2 separate regions of the Homo sapiens genome follow, and region 2 is linked to region 1. Evidence: chromatin contacts called from ENCODE Hi-C or POLR2A ChIA-PET data. All regions are on one chromosome and are shown on one strand. Each heading gives the region's core, a stretch centred on a gene start or an enhancer-like site at or near the end of the contact. The rest is flanking DNA. Distances are from core to core; before and after follow the strand shown.

Region 1 (2,881 bases), core at 184-2,683:
TTCTGGCCTCATTGATCCACCCACTTCAGTCTCCCAAAGTGCTGGGATTATAGGTGTGAGCTACCTCACCCAGCCCTAACTTATCTATTAATTTATTTTTAGATGGAGTCTCGCTCCAGGCTGAGTGAGTGCTCAGCCTGTCACCCAGGCTGGAGTGCAGTGGAATGCTCTCTGCTCACTGCAACCTACCCCTCCTGGGTTCACGGGCGATTCTCCTGCCTCAGACTCCCGAGTAGCTGAGATTACAGGCACCCACCACCACGCCCGAATAATTTTTGTATTTTTAGTAGAGATGCTGTTCTGGAGCTTTGGCCTCGCTTACAGGCGTGAGCCACCACGACCGGCCCTAACTTTTTTTTTTTTTTTGAGACGGAGTCGTTCTCTGTCACCCAGGCTGGAGTGCAGGGGTGTTCCATCTCCGCTCACTGCAACCTCCGCCTCCCGGGTTCAAGCAATTCTCCTGCCTCAGACTCCCGACTAGCTGGGATTACAGGCGCCTGCCACCACACCCAGCTAATTTTTGTATTTCTAGTAGAGTTGGGGTTTTACCATGTTGGCCAGGTTGGTCTCGAACTCCTGACCTCAGATGATCCGCCCACCTTGGCTCCCAAAGTGCTGGGATTACAGCGTGAGGCGCCGTGCCCGGCCCTAACTTCTTAAGGACCACATCGCAGCGTGGAGCGGGTCGCTCTGAAAGGCTGACATACTCCACGGGGCTCAGACGCCCCAATCCATCCCCCATCCCTTTTGGGGTGCTGTCCTCTCCACCTGGGATTCGTTCTTCAGCATCCGACAGGCGGCAGGTGCGGGGCCTTCGGATGACAGTTTCGGTGTTTGGGGTGTCTGGGCAGGGGAAGCACGTGACGGGCCTTTGGTGCCGCAGAGTGGAGCGAACACCTGAACCGCAACGACGAAGACGGGAAGTGGACAGGGAGGCGGGCGTGGCCACTAAGGGATGACAGCGACTCCGCACACGCGGCCTGCCCTCTGCGGACCACAGTGACGTTTCACCTTCTTGAAGATTGGAGAAGGGAGCCATCAGGTGAGAGGGGTCAAGCAGGGCGGGCGGCCTGACCAGCCCCAGCAGCCCCGGCTTGGAACCCGACCCCGCTGTCCCCCAAGGGTCGGCTCCTCTCGCTGAGCAGCGGCCTCAGGGTCGGCCTTCAGGGTAGCTCGGGCTCCTTGGGTTGCAGGCAGCCCCTGCCCTCCGCACTCCTAAACGGGGTCAGAACCTGGGTGTCCTGGAACGGAGCCCCGGGATCCCTCACCCGCCCCGCCGCGCTCCTTCCCTCGGCACCCGCTACTCCTCGGACCTCTTGCAGACTCCGCTCGCCCCCGATGACCGCAATCCGATTGGCTTAGCATCTCTCTCGCCCGCCCCTCTCCCGGGCGTGGGCAGGGCCAGTACCTTGACCGACGGGCCATGCCCAGGCCACGCCCACTTGCTCCTCCCACCCGGCCTGGGCTCCAGAGCCTTTTCTGGTGGGATTTTTTTTTTTTTTTTTTTTTTTTTGAGACAGAGTCTCTCTCTGTCGCAGGCTGGAGTGTAGTTGTGCGATCTCAGCTCACTGCAACCTCTTCCTCCTGGGTTCAAGCGATTCTTCTGCCTCGGCCTCCCAAGTAGCTGGGACTACAGGCGCCCACCACCACACCCGGCTAATTTTTGCTTTTTTTTTTTTTTTTTTTTGGAAACAGAGTTTCGCTCTTGTTGCCCAGTCTGGAGTGCAATGGCGCCATCTTGGCTCACCACAACCTCCACCTCCCTGGTTCAAGCTATTCTCCTGCCTCAGCCTCCTGAGTAGCTGGGATTACAGGCATGCACCACCACGCCCGGCTAATTTTTGTATTTTTAGTAGAGACAGGGTTTCTCCATGTTGGTCAGGCTGGTCTCGAACTCCCGACCTCAGGTGATCCGCCTGCCTCGGCCTCCCAAAGTGCTGGGATTATAGACGTGAGCCACCACACCCGGCCTAATTTTTGTATTTTTTTAGTAGAGACGGGGTTTCACCATGTTGGCCAGGCTGGTCTCAAATTCCTGACCTCAAGTGATCCTCCTGCCTCGGCCTCCCAAAGTGTTAAGATTATAGGCGTGAGCCACCGTGCCCGGCCTCGGTTCATTTGCAGATCTGTGCCTTCTTCAAATACATCTGGACTTCTCCATTCTCTCACGGTCATGGTGACCTGTCTCTTGACTACCATCTAACCAGCAGAGTGGTCTTTTGAGAGCATGCACTGTTGTGGTCACCCACCCTTCATGGCTTTACAGAGGCCTCCAGGCCCTACACTGTGGGATCCATGAGCACCTTCTGGCCTGTCCTTCCTCATTCTCCTCTCTCTCCCTTCTGTGCGTCCACTGCACCTGCCTTCCACCACTTCCAAGCTCTTTCCCAGCCGGGGACCCCTGAGTCCTGGGTCCTCCCTGCAGAACTCACCAGCTTGGATAACTCACCAGCCCACCCGCTCACGTCCAAACCCTGCTCATGGAGAGCGCTTGAGTCGAGGGTCACCTGCTCGACCGGTGGTGGTTGATTTAGTCAGGGTGATCTAAATTGCATCGCATATTCTTTCCAACCCACTCCAGCACTTAGCACAGTTGATATTTTTGCTTGCATGTTTAGTTAACAGCATTTCCCCCACTGCGTGATCATCTCCAAGAGGGCACTGTCTACCTCCTTTGGTGTTGAACTCCTAGCGCCTAGCAAGTTTCTGGTACTTTACAGGCTCTGGGTAAATTTTTTGCCGGCTCGGGGCAACTATATTTAATTTTTTTTTTTTGAGACGGAGTCTCACTCCGTCGCCAGGCTGGAGTGCAGTGGCGTGATCTTGGCTCACTGCAACCTCTGCCTCTCGAGTTCAAGCGATTCTCCTGCCTCAGCCTCCA
Region 2 (2,881 bases), core at 157-2,656, 390 kb before region 1:
CCCGAGCAAGTCACTTGATCTCTGGGATCAAAGGGACTAAATAAAGACCTCTCCTTTCTCTACAGTTGAGTCTTTTAATGACCAAATCATCCAGCTTATGATTCATTGAACACACACTTATCAAGTGAATACAGGTATACTCTGCTAGTTGCCTATGGGTTAAACAAGTTGAATAGGATCTGTGACCTGAGGGGTTTGCAGTACCCTATAGGTGACAGTTCTATAAACATATAAGAAGTTATAAATAATAAATTTGTTTACCCCTGTATTTCCAGAGCTTATAAAAGTGTCTAAGACATCCTTGTACTTAGTATTTGTCAAATGAATGAATAATATTTGAAATAATGAAATCAATGAAAAATGTGAGTATTCACATTGTACTATGTAATAGCAGAGAAAATGGATTCATTTTAACGTGAAGGATAAAATATTTCACTAAGGAGGTTGTGTTTGAATGAGACCTTGAAGAATGAAACCATTTTTGATGGAGAAGAAGGGTGAGGAAGAGGATATTCTAGGCTGAGGGAACAGCATGAGCAAAAACACAGAGGCATGGAAATGTATGTTTTTTTAAGGGACGTGAATCTGGAAGCTGAAAATCAGTTCGATATAAAGAGACGAGGAACATTTCAGACAAAAATATCAGCACGGGTGAAGGCTTAGTGCTGAGAGGGAGCATAGAATTTGAAGACTGAAAGAAGTATAGCTGGATCATACAGCTTTAGAATAGTAGCACAAGATGAGGCAAGAGAGGTAAATGGGGACTAATTTATGCAGAGCCTTGTAAACCATGTTAAATAATTTGAAGAAGTATTGGGGAGAAATAACATCTAACTTTCATTTTAGAAAGGTCACTCTGGCTGGGCTGTGTAGAGTGGACTGAGGGGGTAAGCTGGAGAGACCTCTTAGAAGTTGTGGTAACAACCATAGTTCCAAAATAACCTGAGTGACTGGGAAGCTGATGGTCATATTAACAGAGGTAAAGCAAACACCCAAGGATGAGGAGGCTGGAGGATGATAAGACCTCCCTGAACACAGAAATAGGTAGATATTTAGGGCTAAAAATCAGCAGAGGTCAGGGTTCAGGATTAATATGTGTGAATTACTTGCCCACAGGTGACCATCTAGATCTAGTGTAAGTATAATAATAGATGACATCATCCTGGGAGATTGTAAAGGCAGAAGAGGAAAGTCAAGGACAGACTGTTTACATTTCACAGGAAACAGGGCCAGGAAGAATGTTGAGAAGATTGCCTAGACAGATAGGAGGAGAGCCAGCAAAGTTCGTTGGAGGCATCTGAAGAGGAATGAGTTTCAAAGAAATGGTCTTAAGATTTCAGTTTCATTCTTTCTCATCAATCCTGTCTGTCAAGACGTCTGCCAGCCCTGGTTCTGTCTATGTCTCTAGATTGAGCTCCTCTGCTCTCTGTGTGCACTGTGCACTCGTAACGCTGAATGCTTTGTACCTGCCCTGCCACTACCACACAGCACATTGTGTACAGCCTTCATTTCTTTGCTGAAATTGTTCCCTTTACTTGGAAATTTTTGTGTCCTTCTTCTCTTGACTTTTTTCTCATGCTTTTAGCTTGGTTCAGACATCATTTGTTTGAATCTCTTACACATCTTTATACCTCTAAACCTAAAGCAATGCCTAAATTTGTAGTTGCTTAGTACTTGTTTTGGTATTAAATTAACCTTACAATCTGAATTATTTCATTGGTCTCCTGGTTTTCTTATTTCTATTATCTCCCAACCCCAGAGAATTGCAATGAATGATACAGCAATAATTTTCCTAAAGCATTATATCTGTCAGAATCTGGTCAGGAAACCAAAAAATACACCAGCTATGAGGTTAGCAGCTTTATTGAGGTATAATTACCATTCAATAAACTGTACATGCTTAAAATGTATAAATTTCTTTTTTGACCCATGGGTATTTGAAGTATGTTTTCTAAATTTCCAAATATTTAGGAGTTTCTTCTAAGTACATTGTTATTTCTACATTCAATTCCATTGTGTCCAGAGAACCTAATAGAAGGCTTTGGGCTTTTAAAGCTTATTGAGACTTGGTTTATGGTCCAGCACATGGACCATCTCAGTGAATAGACCATGTGTACCTGCACGCTTGCAAAGAAAATGTGTTTTCTGCCATAGGAGCTTTATAAATGTCTGTTAGGTCAAGGTGGTTGATGTTAAGTCTTCTAGATCCCCGCTGATATTTTGTCTACTTGTTTTATCAATCACTGAGCAAAGGATGTTAAACTCTCTAAATATGACTTAGTTGGATTTGGCCAGTTCTTTAATTCTTGAGGTTCTTTTTTTTTTTTTTTTTTTTTTTTTTTTTGAGATGAGGTCTCACTATGTTGCCCAGGCTGTTCTCAAATTCCTGGGCTCAAGAGATCCACCTGCTTTGGCCTCCCAAAATGCTGGGATTACAGGCATAAGCCACTGCGCCTAGCTAGTTCTTTAATTCCGTCAGATTTTGCTTCATGTATTTGAAAGCACTGTTCTTAGGCATATATACATTTATGTTTGTGTCTTCCAGATGATTGGCCCTTTTGTCATTATGAAATATCCCTTTTTATCTCTACTAATACCATGGTCTCAAAGTGTATTTTATCTGATATTATTATAGCCACTCAGCTTTCTTATACTTATCGTTCCATGGTATATCTTTATAAAGCATTTACTTTCAACCCATTTGCAATTTTGTTTTTATAGGGTGTCTCTTGTATACAGCATATAATTAGATCTTTTTTATCCAGTCTGAAAATTTGTGCCTGTTAATTGCATTTACTGTGGTTATTGAAATGGTTGGCTTTACAACTGCTATTTTTCTATTACTTTCTCCTTGTTTTGTCGGTGTTTGGTTCCTCTGTTC

Evidence for each region. Hi-C counts contacts between places; a loop is a spot of excess contacts on that map. ChIA-PET counts read pairs that join two places held with the same protein, here RNA polymerase II (POLR2A). Pooled maps may share reads with other maps.
Region 2: a loop to region 1 is called in a pooled map, with 3 times the contacts of the local background. The contact joins two enhancer-like sites. A Hi-C loop is called at or near these places in 1 of 50 pooled maps. POLR2A ChIA-PET finds 5 or more read pairs at or near these places in 2 of 52 experiments (HCT116 and activated CD4-positive, alpha-beta T cell).

Annotation. Positions count from the first base shown.
Region 1 is chr22:39,386,888-39,389,768 of GRCh38, reverse strand. No RefSeq gene overlaps it. Among named protein-coding and RNA genes, the nearest start is that of TAB1, 11 kb to the left of the region's middle. Within about 2 kb of position 1,433, at least 13 of the 41 ENCODE cell types and tissues checked have a DNase peak (open chromatin) inside an H3K27ac peak, as active enhancers do.
Region 2 is chr22:39,772,581-39,775,461 of GRCh38, reverse strand. The region is part of intron 5 of ENTHD1 (ENTH domain containing 1); the gene reads left to right. Among named protein-coding and RNA genes, the nearest start is that of ENTHD1, 120 kb to the left of the region's middle. Within about 2 kb of position 1,406, at least 3 of the 41 ENCODE cell types and tissues checked have a DNase peak (open chromatin) inside an H3K27ac peak, as active enhancers do.